2 separate regions of the Homo sapiens genome follow, and region 2 is linked to region 1. The links are chromatin contacts, found by Hi-C or POLR2A ChIA-PET in ENCODE. All regions are on one chromosome and are shown on one strand. The core of a region is the stretch at or near the end of the contact, and the rest is flanking DNA. Distances in the headings are between cores, read along the strand shown. Region 1 has its middle 97 kb from the start of ASF1A. Region 2 holds the start of MCM9 (minichromosome maintenance 9 homologous recombination repair factor).

Region 1 (7,355 bases), core at 2,927-5,426:
GAGGATGGCGAGGTGTGGCCCTGCAAAAGATTCCTTTTTATTTTCCATCAAATGTGCTCAAATACTATATATTTTTTCATGAACAACTTTTCCTCGCTCAAAAATTAACAACTAGACCCTGGAGCACCACCGTGAAAGGGTTTTTGTTTATTTCCTGCTCTTGCTTGCTTCGAACAATGATTGCTCTAACGGCTGAATAGTCAGCTCTGGAAACAGTATCTAGGTCAGCCTGTCCTTTTTGCTGCTTCCCACCACTAGGGGGCAGGAAGTATCTGATAAAGGAACTAAAAAGGCTGGAAACGCGTGCATTGACAAGCAAAAGCCGGAGGCTTGCCTGCTTGCAATTCTTATGATGAAAACATTTCTTCAGAAATCAGCCTCATTTGAGCACTTCTGGCAGACGCAGAGGCCAGCTGAGGAGTGGGCCAGGAGAAGGGGAGGGCGCCTCAGGAGGCGTGTCCTTTGATCATTTTGGAAAAACCGCTCTATCTTCTGAAGACTTTGAAAATGCATACCTAGAGAGCAAGGCTGCGACAGGGCTTTGAAACCCCCTGAGCCATGAGGTCAAGGTCCATTTTATAGAAACCTGTAATCTGAAAGAATATACATTTAATAATGTGATTCTTTTGGGAGGTGGGGAGCAGGCACTCAGATTCCAAATCCACAGGTCCTCAAAGGGATATTGTTCATCAGAAGCTTTTTTTAAAAAAAATCCCAGAATCCCACACAAGTGATAGACTGCACAGAGCGATGCACAGTTTAGCATCCATACAGGTGTGAGGATGGAGAGAGCACTGGATTGGGTGCCTGGCTGCTGCTACTCACTAGTTTTGTGACCGCCAAAACCTAAGCTGCTGTACACCAGCAAAGCAGCACAATATCTCCTTTGTCGGATTGCAGCATCAACAACAAGCATTTATCCAGCCCCTACTGTATGCCAGGCACTGTGCTAGGCACTGGGGAGATGATGAATGATAAGATAGGCACGGTTGGTCCCTGCCTTGTGAACATGACATCCCAGTGAGGATTTATTATTATTATTATTATTATTATTATTATTATTATTATACTTTAAGTTTTAGGGTACATGTGCACAACATGCAGGTTAGTTACATATGTATACATGTGCCATGTTGGTGTGCTGCACCCATTAACTCGTCATTTAACATTAGGTATATCTCCTAATGCTATCCCTCCCCCTTCCCCCCACCCCACAACAGGCCCTGGTGTGTGATGTTCCCCTTCCTGTGTCCATGTGTTCTCATTGTTCAATTCCCACCTATGAGTGAGAACGTGCGGTGTTTGGTTTTTTGTCCTTGTGATAGTTTGCTGAGAATGATGGTTTCCAGCTTCATCCATGTCCCTACAAAGGACATGAACTCATCATTTTTTATGGCTGCATAGTATTCCATGGTGTATATGTGCCACATTTTCTCAATCCAGTCTATCACTGTTGGACATTTGGGTTGGTTCCAAGTCTTTGCTATTGTGAATAGTGCTGCAATAAACATATGTGTGCATGTGTCTTTATAGCAGTATGTTTTATAATGCTTTGGGTATATACCCAGTAATGGGATTGCTGGGTCAAATGGTATTTCTAGTTCTAGATCCCTGAGGAATCGCCACACTGACTTCCACAATGGTTGAACTCGTTTACAGTCCCACCAACAGTGTAAAAGTGTTCCTATTTCTCCACATCCTCTCCAGCACCTGTTGTTTCCTGACTTTTTAATGATCACCATTCTAAGTGGTGTGAGATGGTATCTCATTGTGGTTTTGATTTGTGTTTCTCTGATGGCCAGTGATGATGAGCATTTTTTCATGTGTCTTTTGGCTGCATAAATGTCTTCTTTTGAGAAGTGTCTGTTCATATCCTTCGCCCACTTTTTGATGGGGTTGTTTGTTTTTCTCTTGTAAATTTGTTTGAGTTCTTTGTAGATTCTGGATATTAGCCCTTTGTCAGATGAGTAGATTGCAAAAATTTTCTCCCATTCTGTAGGTTGCCTGTTCACCCTAATGGTAGTTTCTTTTGCTGTGCAGAAGCTCTTTAGTTTAATTAGATCCCATTTGTCAATTTTGACTTTTGTTGCCATTGCTTTTGGTGTGTTAGACATGAAGTCCTTGCCCATGCCTATGTCCTGAATGGTATTGCCTAGGTTTTCTTCTAGGGTTTTTATGGTTTTAGGTCTAACATTTAAGTCTTTAATCCATCTTGAATTAATTTTTGTGTAAGGTGTAAGGAAGGGATCCAGTTTCAGCTTTCTACATATGGCTAGCCAGTTTTCCCAGCACCATTTATTAAATAGGGAATCCTTTCCCCATTGCTTGTTTTTCTCAGGTTTGTCGAAGATCAAATGGTTGTAGATATGCAGCATTATTTCTGAGGGCTCTGTTCTGTTCCATTGGTCTATATCTCTGTTGTGGTACCAGTGCCATGCTGTTTTGGTTACTGTAGCCTTGTAGCATAGTCAGGTGGCGTGATGCCTCCACCTTTCTTCTTTTGGCTTAGGATTGACTTGGCAATGCAGGCTCTTTTTTGGTTCCATTTGAACTTTAAAGTAGTTTTTTCCAATTCTGTGAAGCAAGTCATTGGTAGCTTGATGGGGATGGCATTGAATCTATAAATTACCTTGGGCAGTATGGCCATTTTCATGATATTGATTCTTCCAACCCATGAGCATGGAATGTTCTTCCATTTGTTTGTATCCTCTTTTATTTCACTGAGCAGTGGTTTGTAGTTCTCCTTGAAGAGGTCCTTCACGTCCCTTGTAAGTTGGATTCCTAGGTATTTTATTGTCTTTGAAGCAGTTGTGAATGGGAGGTCACTCATGATTTGGCTGTCTGTTTGTTATTGGTGTATAAGAATGCTTGTGATTTTTGCACATTGATTTTGTATCCTGAGACTTTGCTGAAGTTGCCTATCAGCTTGAGGAGATTTTGGGCTGAGATGATGGGGTTTTCTAGATATACAATCATGTCATCTGCAAACAGGGACAATTTGACTTCCTCTTTTCCTAATTGAATGCCCTTTATTTCCTTCTCCTGCCTAATTGCCCTGGCCAGAACTTCCAACACTATGTTGAATAGGAGTGGTGAGAGAGGGCATCCCTGTCTTGTGCCAGTTTTCAAAGGGAATGCTTCCAATTTTTGCCCATTCAGTATGATATTGGCTGTGGGTTTGTCATAGATAGCTCTTATTATTTTAAGACACGTCCCATCAATACCTAATTTATTGAGAGTTTTTAGCATGAAGCGTTGTTGATTTTTGTCAAAGGCCTTTTCTGCATCTATTGAGATAATCATGGTTTTTGTCGTTGTTTCTGTTTATATGCTGGATTACGTTTATTGATTTGCATATGTTGAGCCAGCCTTGCATCGCAGGGTTGAAGCCTACTTGATCATGGTGGATAAGCTTTTTGATGTGCTGCTGGATTCGGTTTGCCAGTATTTTATTGAGTATTTTTGCATCGATGTTCATCAGGGGTATTGGTCTAAAATTCTCTTTTTTTGTTGTGTCTCTGCCAGGCTTTGGTATCAGGATGATGCTGGCCTCATAAAATGAGTTAGGGAGGATTCCCTCTTTTTCTATTGATTGGAATAGTTTCAGAAGGAATGGTACCAGCTCCTCTTTGTACCTCTGGTAGAATTCGGCTGTGAATCCATCTGGTCCTGGACTTTTTTTGGTTGGTAAGCTATTAATTATTGCCTCAATTTCAGAGCTTGTTATTGGTCTATTCAGAGATTCAACTTCTTCCTGGTTTGGTCTTGGGAGGGTGTATGTATCAAGTAATTTATCCATTTCTTCTAGATTTTCTAGTTTATTTGCATAGAGGTGTTTGTAGTATTCTCTGATGGTAGTTTGTATTTCTGTGGGATCGGTGGTGACATCCCCTTTATCATTTTTTATTGCATCTATTTGATTCTTCTCTCTTTTCTTTTTTATTAGTCTTGCTAGCAGTCTATCAATTTTGTTGATCTTTTCAAAAAACCAGCTCCTGGATTCGTTGATTTTTTGAAGGGTTTTTTGTGTCTCTATTCATTTAAGTCTGCAGAGGATTCTGCTGCCTTTTGTTTGGCTATTTGCTGCCCCCAGAGGTGGAGTCTACAGAGATACGCAGGCCTCCTCAAGCTGCGGTGGGCTCCACCCAGTTCGAGCTTCCTGGCTGCTTTGTTTACCTACTCAAGCCTTGGCAATGGCAGGTGCCCCTCCCCCAGCCTCGCTGCGGCCTTGCAGTTTGATCTCAGACTGCTGTGCTAGCAATGAGCAAGGCTCCGTGGGTGTAGGACTCTCTGAGCCAGGCGCAGGATATAATCTTCTGGTGTGCCGTTTGCTAAGACTGTTGGAAAAGTGCAGTATTAGGGTGGGAGTGACCGGATTTTCCAGGTGCTGTCTGTCACCCCTTTCTTTGACTAGGAAAGGGAATTCCCTGACCCCTTGCGCTTCCTGGGTGAGGCCGTGCCTCGCCCTGCCTCGGCTCACACTGGGTGCGCTGCACCCACTGTCCTGCACCCACTTTCCGACACTCCCCAGTGAGGTGAGCCCGGTACCTCAGTTGGAAATGCAGAAATCACCCGTCTTCTGCCTCGCTCACGCTGGGAGCTCTAGACTGGAGCTGTTCCTATTCGGCCATCTTGGCTCCACCAATCCCCCAGTGAGGATTGTATGGCCTGCCTGCAGGAAAATATTTAATGTGCCTGCACAGCACCTGGCATGTCACAGACACTTAATACATGTTGGGTTTTTCTCCAATCCTCTTTTCTCTTTGTCTCCTCATCTAAAATATGTTATTGTAGGGCCAGATTAAGATTCCCCTTGGCAAAGTGGGCTCCTGGAAACACATTCAGAGGATATTTATTCATACTTTATTTTTTTATCTGCCTTTACTTAGCACTTACTATTTGCCAGCCTATGCTAGACCTAAGGGATCTATAATTGATATTTTTAATTTTTCTGTCCACCATTATCTGATCCATCTTCACTGAGGAAGTCCTATACCTTCTCTGGCCAGGTTGAAAACACCAGCTACCCACCTTCCCAGCTTCCCCTTGAACTGAGAGTATCAGCACTTCAACTAAGGTTCCACACCCCATTTGGACTTGGGAGCAGGGAGTCCAGGAAGGGTGGATAGTCTGCCCAGTGGGAGGGTTATGGTAGGTGTCCCAATGAACTCTAGTTTCCAGGAACAGCTGGTGATGCCATGGATGGCAGTGCATGCTGGACATCAAGTGGCGTGGTTTGATAGTATGATTTTGACTGTGGCCCAGGCTGCCTTTTGTTTACCTTTTTTATACCTATTTTTAAGTGCAATTTTCTTCCTTTCTTTCTTTTTTTGAGATAGAGTCTTGCTCTGTCATCCAGGCTGGAGTGCAGTGGTGCGATTTTAGCTCTACAACCTTCGCTTCCCAGGTTCAAGCAATTCTCCCGCCTCAGCCTCCTGAGTAGCTGGGACTACAGGTGCGCGCCACCGTGCCCGGCTAATTTTCGTATTTTTAGTAGAGACAAGGTTTTGCCATGTTGGCCAGGCTGGTCGTGAACTCCTGACCTCAGGTGATCCGCCCACCTCAACCTCCCAAAGTGCTGGGATTACAGGTGTGAGCTGTCACTCCTGGTCAAGTCCAACTTTCTGATCTTCTTACCGATTCAATGAGCTACCAAATTGCTTTTAGCAAAATCCTTTTATACTCAAATCAACACAGATGGGTTTTGTTCCTTGACACCAAGAATCCTGTTGGAGATGAAATCAAAAATTATTATGACTTTGGTGCCTTGTTCTTCAGGAGCTGGGCACACAAATGACTTCAGTAGTCTATATAATTGGGGAGAAGACAAGCCCCTTGAAGCATCTACTATGTTAGCATGTACTACGCCGGACAGTGAGGTTCAGAAATGAACACATGAGGCTTCTGCCCCCAGGGAACTCAGTGTGTTAGGAGAGATGAATCAATGATATAGCAATTCCATTAGAAAAAGTGCTAGAGATGTGTGGAGGGTATGATGGGGTCACCAAGGAGGAATACATACCTGTTTAGCTAAGACAGAGATGTTTTCTAGTTTGTTCTTGCTGCTATACCAAAGCATTCACAGACTGGGTAATTTATAAATAATTGAAATGTATTTCTCATAGTTCTGGAGCCTGGGAAGTCCAAGATCAAGGCTCCAGCAGATTCAGTGTCTAGAGAGGGCTTGCTTGCTGCTTCCAAAATGGCACCTTCTTCCTGCCTCTTCATATGGAGAAAGGAACAAATGCTGTGTCCTCATGTGGCAGAGAGTGGAAGGGGAGAAAGTGCCAGGCAGCTCTCTGAAGCCTCCTTTATAAGGACATTAATCCCATTTGTGAGGGCAGAGCTTTCGTAACTTAATCACTTCCCAAAAGGTCTCACCTCTGAATACTATCACATTGGGTACTAGGTTTCAACATGAATTTTGGAGAGACATAAACATTCAAACTATAGCAGACACTGAATGAGCAAGGCTTTGGAGAGAGGGACGTGATGCTTGAGTTGAGTCTTGAAAGAAGTGTAAAAGTATATTAGACAAAAGCAGAGGAGCCCAGAGAAAGAGGAGGTATTTCCCTGTGCAAGAGCAAAGGCCTGAAGGAGAGATTCAGCATGGTGTGTGTATTGGTCAGGGTTCTTTAGAGGGACAGAACTAATGGAATATATATATATATATATATATATAAAAATAAAGGGGAGTTTATTAAGTATTAACTCACATGATCACAAGGTCCCACAATAGGCCATCTGCAGGCTGAGGAGCAAGGAGAGCCAGTCTGAGTCCCAACACTGAAGAACACGGAGTCCAGTGTTCTAGGGCAGGGGGCATCCAGCACGGGAGAAAGATGTACGCTGGGAAGCTAGACCAGTCTCTCTCTTCACATTTTTCTGCCTGCTTTTTATTCTAGCCATGCTAGCAGCTGATTAGATTGTGCTCACCCAGATTAAGGATGGGTCTGCCTTTCCTAGCCCACTGACTCAAATGTTAATCTCCTTTGGCAACACCCTCACAGACACGCCCAGGATAAAAACTTTGTATCCTTGAATCCAATCAGGTTGACGCTCAGTATTAACCATTACAGCGTGTGTGGGATTAAGCAGTTTTGTGCTGCTAGAACCACCATGTTCCTGGTGAAGGATAAGGGAGTTGTCATGAGTAGTAGGCTCTGAGTACAGGGCTTGTGTGCAGAGGTCGAGATTGGGAAGAGCTGCCTATGAGTCTGGGATGTGGTGTGGACCAGGGATATGAAGAAAGATTCAGTGGTGCAGAGGGCTCAGGAGAGGCTAAATGCTGTGATATCTTTATGGAAACTGCCTACATGATTATCAGATTTTCTCCAGAAATACTCAGCTACTAG
Region 2 (6,902 bases), core at 3,174-5,673, 140 kb before region 1:
CACAGATTCTCTCTCCACACCATGTGGACACTGCCCAGGTATGGGGGAGGGATGCATCTGCAATTCAAGACTGTCTTTCTTACCCTCTTCATTGATCTTTTAGTGATATGAAGTTAAAACCAGGTACTGTGAGTGCTCATCTGATTTTTGGTTCTTATAACTGTGTTCTTTGTGTAGACAGTTGTTAAGTTTGGTGTTCCTAAGGGGTGGAGGGGGAATGATTGGTAGAGCCTTGTTTTTAGCCATTTGCTCCACCCTTTAAATACTCTTCTTAGGAAGCCAAATCTATGCAGAATGAATCTGTAAATTCAGTAATGATCCTCTTAACACTGACTGAGTTTAAAGAGGACAGTTCTTTTCTGAGGAGGGGAGTGGAATCTATTAGAGAGCATGGCTTGAGTTTTTGTCAACCTCATGGACTATTCTCACAATAAAAACTGTAAAAATAAATTAAAGGGAGAAGTTACAAAATTAAAATCATGTAAAAAGGATGAGTTCATGTCCTTTGCAGGGACATGGATGAAGCTGGAAACCATCATTCTCAGCAAACTAACACAAGAACAGAAAACCAAACACCGCATGTTCTCACTCATACGTGGGATTTGAACAACGAGAACACATGGTCATAGGGAGGAGAACATCACACACTGGGGCCTGTCAGGGGATGTGGAGCTAGGGGAGGGATAGCATTAGAAGAAGTACCTAATGTAGATGACGGGTTGATGGGTGCAGCAAACTACCATGGCACATGTATACCTATGTAACAAACCTGCATGTTCTGCACATGTATCCCAGAACTTAAAGTATAATAAAAACATTGATGTATGTTAGCAAATTCAACAATATATAAAAAAGATGAATACATCATTACCAAATGGAGATTATTTCAGAAACGCGCAGTTGATCTAACATTCATGTATCAATTGATGTATTAGTTTCCCAGGGCTGCCATAACAAAGTACCACCAACTGAATGGCTCAGAACAAGCAAAATTTACTGTCTCACAGTTCTGGAGGCCAGAAGTACAAAATCCAAATATCAACAGGGAAATCCTCCTCCTGAAGGTGCTAGGGAGGGATCTGTCCAGGTCTCTCTCTTAGCTTCTGGTAATTTCAGGTGTTCCTTGGCTTGTAGATGGCCATCTTTTCTGTGTCTCTTCATGTGGTATTCTTGCTGTGTGTGTATCTGTGCCCAAATTTTCCTTTTTATAAGCTTTTTCTTTTTTCTTTTGAGACGGAGTCTTGCCCTGTCACCAGGCTACAGTGCAGTGGCGTGACCTTGGCTCACTGCAACCTCCACCTCCTGGGTTCAAGCAATTTTCCTGCCTCAGCCTCCCAAGTAGCTGGGACTACAGGCGCATGCCACCACACCCAGCTAATTTTTTTTTGTATTTTTAGTAGAGACGGTGTTCCACCATGTTGGCCGGGATGGTCTCAATCTCTTGACCTCATGATCCGCCCGCCTCGGCCTCCCAAAGTGCTGGGATTACAGGCGTGAGCCACTGTGCCCAGCCATAAAATTTATCCTTTTTATAAGGACACAAGTCATATTGGATTACTGCCCATCCTAATTCCTAATATCTCAATTACCTCTATAAAGACCTTATTTCCAAACAAGTGACATTTAAAGGGACTGGGGATTATAACTTCAATATATCTTTTTTGGAGGGACACAATTCAATCTATATATAAAATATGAAACTAAAAGAAAAAAAAAGCAAAGTGATCATTTCCACACATGTAGAAAAGCCTTAATGAAATCCAACATTCATTCTTGATAAAAGTGCTCAAATCTTCCTACATCTTAATAAAGGGCATCTACAAAAAACCCTGGGCTAACATCCATATTTAAGAGTAAAAGACTGATAACTTTCCCTCTAAGATCAGAAGCAAAGAAAGGATGTCTGGTCTCATCACTTTTATCCAACACCGTACTCAAGCTTCTAGTCAGTGCAAAAAGACAAGAAAAAGAAATAAAAGGCCTCCAGAATAGAAAGGAAGTAAAACTGTCTTTATTCATAGATAACAAATCCTGAATATATAGAAAATCTAGCAAAATCCACAAGAAAAGCTGTTAGAACTCATAAGTGGTTTTTACAAAATTGCAAATACAAGATTAATGTTAAAAATTCAATTATACCAGCCTGGGCAACATAGTGAGACCCTATCTCTACAAAAAAATACCAAAATATTAGCCAGGTGTGGTGGCACAGACCTATAATTCCAATGTATTAGTCTGTTTTCACACTGCTATAAAAAACTACCTGAGACTGGGCAATTTATGACAAAAAGAGGTTTAATTGACTCACAGTTCTGCAGGCTTAATAGAAAGCATGACTAGGAGGCCTCGGGAAACTTATATTCATGGCAGATGGCAAAGGGGAAGCAAGCACGTCTTACCATAGCAGAGCGGGAGAGAGAGGGAGAATGAGTGAGGGGGAACTGCCAGAGAGAGAGAATGAGTGAGGGGGAAGTGCCAGACACTTTCAAAAAACCTGATCTCATGAGAACTCACTATCATGAGAAGAGCAAGGGGGAAGTTCGCCCCATGATTCAATCACCTCCCACCAGACTCCTGGGGATTACAATTTAAGGTGAGATTTGGGTGGGGACACACAGCCAAACCATATCACCCAGCTACTTAGGGGGCTGAGGTAGGAGGATTGCTTGAACCTGGCAGACAGAGGTTGCAGTGGGCCATGATCACACCACTGCACTCCAGCCTGAGCAACAGAGCAAGAACCTGTAACAACAACAACAAAACCCCCAATCATATTTTTACACACTATCTGACATAGTTTGAGTATTTCTCCCTTCCAAATCTCATCTTAAAATCTGATCCCAAGTGTGGGGCCTAGTTGGGGGTGTCTGGGTCACAGGGGCAGATCCTTCAGGAAAACTTAGTGCTGCCATTGCATAATGAGTTCTCATTCTGTTAGTTGCCTCCAGAGCTGATTGTTAAAAAGAGCCTGACCACTACCTCCCCTTTCTCTTGCTTCTCTTCTGGCCATGTGATCTGCACAGGCAGCCTCCCCTTCACTGAGTGGAAGCAGCCTGAAGCCCTCACCAGAAGCAGCCTGCAGAAGTGTGAGCCAAATAAACCTCTTTTATTTGTAAATTATTCAGTCTCAGGCATTCCTTTTTAGCAACACAGACTAAGACACTATCAAAGAACAACTGAAAATTTAAAATGTCATTTACATAATATCAAGAAGTATATTTTTCCCCCATCCTTAGATTTATGGATAAATCTGACATAGGGTGATATGGTTTGGCTGTGTCCCTGCCCAAACCTCATCTTGAACTGTAGTTACCATAATCCCCAGGTGTTGTGGGAGGGACCCGGTGGGAGGTAACTGAATCATGGGGGTGGTTATTCCCATGCTGTTCTCTGATAGTGAGTGAGGTATCACAAGATCTGATGGTTTTCTAAGGGGCTTTTCCCTCCTTGCTCCTCACTTCTCCTTCCTGCAGCCCTGTGAAGAAGGAGGTTTGCTCCCGCTTCTGCCATGATTTTAAGTTTCCTGAAGTCTCCCCAGCCATGCTGAACTGTAAGTCAATTAAACGTCTTTCCTTTATAAATTACTCAGTCCCAGGTATGTCTTTATTAGCACTGTGAAAATGGACTATATAAGACTAGACCTGACAAAAGATCAAAACATTTGCTGAGTGAAATAACACCTAAATAAATGAAGAGGCTTACTTTAAGGGTCATTACTAAATATTGTTAACATGTAAATTATTCTTACATGGATCTATAGACGAAATGTAACCAATCACAATCCCAACTTTTTAAAGTGACAAGCTGATTTTAACATTCATATGAAAACCCAAGGGACTAGATGAGCCAGAACATTTTTGAAAAATAACAAAAAATTGGAGGCCAAACACGATCTGATTTTAAGACTCTTACGAATCTACAGGAATCAAGACAATGTGGTATTTTTGTAGAGAGAAATATAATAAATTGTCGGAACAGAATAGAAAGTCTAAGAATAGACCCACAACTGATGCTTTAGGGACAACTGATTTTAAACATAGGTGCAAAAGCTATTCAGTGAGAAAAAGAAAGCTCTCTAAACAAATGACACTATTCACATACAAAAAAATGACCTAAGATCCATACTTTGCACCACAGACAAAAATTAGCTCTAATTGGATCACAGACCTCAATATAAAACCTAAAATTCTAAAACTTGTGTCAGAAAACACAGAAGAGATCCTCTGTGGCCTTGGGTTAGGCAAATTCCTTGGACAGACAAAAAACAAACCCTAAGATCCGATCTGAGCCGCCGCACAACCCTGCTCTGGCCACTTAGCCTGAGGTCACTGCTCGGGTCCCGCCCCTCTCCCCGCCCGGGACCCTCCTGGCTCCGCCCCAATCCGCCCGCTCCGCTCCACCCCGCCCCGCTGCCTCGTCTCCATCCGGAAGAGCCGCCGGGGCAGGGAAGTTGAGGCGGTGCGCGGCCCGGCGTCGGTCGAGAGCGCAGGCCCGGCAGAGCCGCAGGCGCTAGGCCGCCCGACACAGCCCGCGCGTCCCCGCGGCCGGTGGCGCCTCGAGCGGCCACGTGCACGCGCGCACTCCGCCTCACCAGCCTTCTTGCGCCGGAGACGAACCCGCTGCCTGGCTGGAGCTCTCTGGGCCCTTCGGCCTCGGGAGCAACGCGTTCCCGGCGACTTCTGACACAGCCAGTAAGTGATAGCCGCCTCCTCCTTTCGCGGTTATGTTTTTCTCCAGTTCGTCCCAAGTCTCGTTCCCGTCTCATTACTTCAAAAACTATTCAACTCCGGGACCGGACAGGCACGGGAGCTGCCCGGGAGAAGAGCCCCAGAAGTCTCAGAGACTGCCAAGGTGTTGTGGGGCAGGGGCTGCGTGCAAAGACCCTGTGAATTAGAAAGTTTGGAAAGCATGCCTCCAAAACCGAGCGACTCCACGTTTGCCAGGCGCCCCTGGGGCAGCCGAGCGGCCCGGAGGCGCGAAATGGCGCGCCCCCGCAGTGAGAGGGGCGGAGGGAGTGGGGCGGGGCCGAGGGCGCGCGTCCCGCCAGCCCGCGCGGAGGGGGCGGGGCTCCCGGCAGGTGCAGGCGGGCGGGGCGGGGCTGCCGCGATTCCCGGAGACAGCTGGGGGATGCCAGTGCAGTTAGGCACTCTCCTGTCTTCTTTTCGACGCTTCGCTGTGGTCAAGAGGACAAAGTAAAGCAAATGATTTTATTTTGACCCCAAATATTCAATAAGAAAAGGAAAGAGAACTTGAAAGTTGTGAAATGACCCTTCTCAAAACAAAAAGTCCCTCCAGTGTCTATCTGGGTGGGTAGTAGGTACGTTTATTGATTTAGCAAACTGCTGATAACACAGTTGATTAGTCAGTTTTGCATAGATGTTGAAAGGGAATGAATAACGATGGTCCATATAACCATAGAAATGCTAGCCTAACTAGGCAAAATTTAATCTGACCTTAATTTGAACGTTGAATTCTGCTGCTGCCCTTTTCCTGCCTTGTGTGGAGCTGTTTTTCAAATTGCTAAATTTGTGGCTCTAAACTTAATATGCTTTAATAGAATCATAGTGATTCTCTTGTAGCCACTGTTGGGAGTCCAGATTTTTTTTTTTTTTTTTTTGGGCAAAGTCCACATTGTGGAGATATTCCTTCCCAAGTGCTTTTTCTGCTTTACACTTGGCTGAATTTATATTGCTTAACCAAAAACAAATTACCGTGGAGGCCGTAATTTATTTCCACTCATTGTTTTGGATATACATTTACTCATTCTTACTCTCACTCTGGCCTCCTATAGTGGTCAGGATTCTTGACCTAACTGCTATATGTACTTCTTAAACGTTTCACACCTTGCGGAATAGTAGGTTCTCAGAGAAAGCAAAATATAGCAAATAGCGTGTATAACACGTACTTAGGATGATAAACTGTGAACTTTATAGCAGTCTCCTTTAATATTCGTATTTGTAGAGTCCAGTACAATAAATGTTGGACAAATGAAGTAAGTCAAATTTAAGTACACCTCTTCTCCAGTCCTCAATCTCTTTCCAAACGAAATAAGTGTTTCTCTCTTTTTTTTTTTTTTTGAGGCGGAGTCTCGCTCTGTGCCCGGGCTGGAGTGCAGTGGCGTGGTCTCGGCTCACTGCAAGCTCCGCCTCCCGGGTTCACGCCATTCTCCTGCCTCAGCCTCCTGAGTAGCTGGGACTTCAGGCACCTGCCACCACGCCCAGCTAATTTTTTTTGTATTTTTTTTTAGTAGAGAACGGGATTTCACCGTGTTAGCCAGGATGGTCTCGATCTCCTGACCTCGTGATCCACCTGCCTCGGCCTCCCAAAGTGCTGGGATTACAGGCGTGAGCCACTGCGCCCGGCCCCAAATAAGTGTTTCTTATTTGGACAGCTGGTTTCTAACTGTCCAGTGCTACTTCTGAGATCGTCACCTCATTTAAATTTAACCTCCCTCTCCTTTGACTCCTATTCATATTGCATTTTTGACCACTGGTAGTGCACTGTTTCGTTTTATTTGCCCCTTGGATTTCTGAGGACATAGAGAACCTTTTACTATACTTTTCATTTGCCAGCATAGTGCCTTGTACATGATAGATATTAGGAAATGGACATTGAATTGGGTTTATACATATGTAATTTGTTATCCGTCTGTATACATGAAACTAGAATGGGGATAGGTGCTTTTTATCTGTAGATACATACTTTTTAATAGAGTGCCAGGGGAATGAGATAAAGTAATGGTATATGCTGTATTTATTTTCAATAATACTTTTTTATTATTTGAAGACTCAGTGTTTTTTCACCTTCCTATGTTTATCTGTTTTCTTTGCATTGTTGACAGCTGTTTCTGCAGAACCCAGTAGATTTCCTACGGTAAGAAAGAGAAAGAAGGAAACAAATTC

What was found. A loop is a pair of places that touch in the nucleus more often than their neighbours do. ChIA-PET counts read pairs that join two places held with the same protein, here RNA polymerase II (POLR2A). Pooled maps may share reads with other maps.
Region 2: a loop to region 1 is called in a pooled map, with 5 times the contacts of the local background. The contact joins the promoter of MCM9 here to the enhancer-like site in region 1. A Hi-C loop is called at or near these places in 1 of 168 maps with a recorded cell type or tissue (naive thymus-derived CD4-positive, alpha-beta T cell) and 8 of 50 pooled maps. POLR2A ChIA-PET finds 5 or more read pairs at or near these places in 6 of 52 experiments (A549, CD4-positive, alpha-beta T cell, CD4-positive, alpha-beta memory T cell and 3 more).

What each region holds. Positions count from the first base shown.
Region 1 is chr6:118,793,597-118,800,951 of GRCh38, reverse strand. No RefSeq gene overlaps it. Among named protein-coding and RNA genes, the nearest start is that of ASF1A, 97 kb to the left of the region's middle. Within about 2 kb of position 4,176, at least 2 of the 41 ENCODE cell types and tissues checked have a DNase peak (open chromatin) inside an H3K27ac peak, as active enhancers do.
Region 2 is chr6:118,932,680-118,939,581 of GRCh38, reverse strand. MCM9 (minichromosome maintenance 9 homologous recombination repair factor) reads left to right here and starts at 4,423. Exons shown (of 14, transcript NM_017696.3): 1 at 4,423-4,691; 2 at 6,842-6,902. It overlaps LOC124901389 (a long non-coding RNA gene), which reads right to left and starts at 4,667. Exons shown (of 2, transcript XR_007059729.1): 1 at 4,592-4,667. RefSeq lists silencers at 4,245-4,674, 4,925-5,174.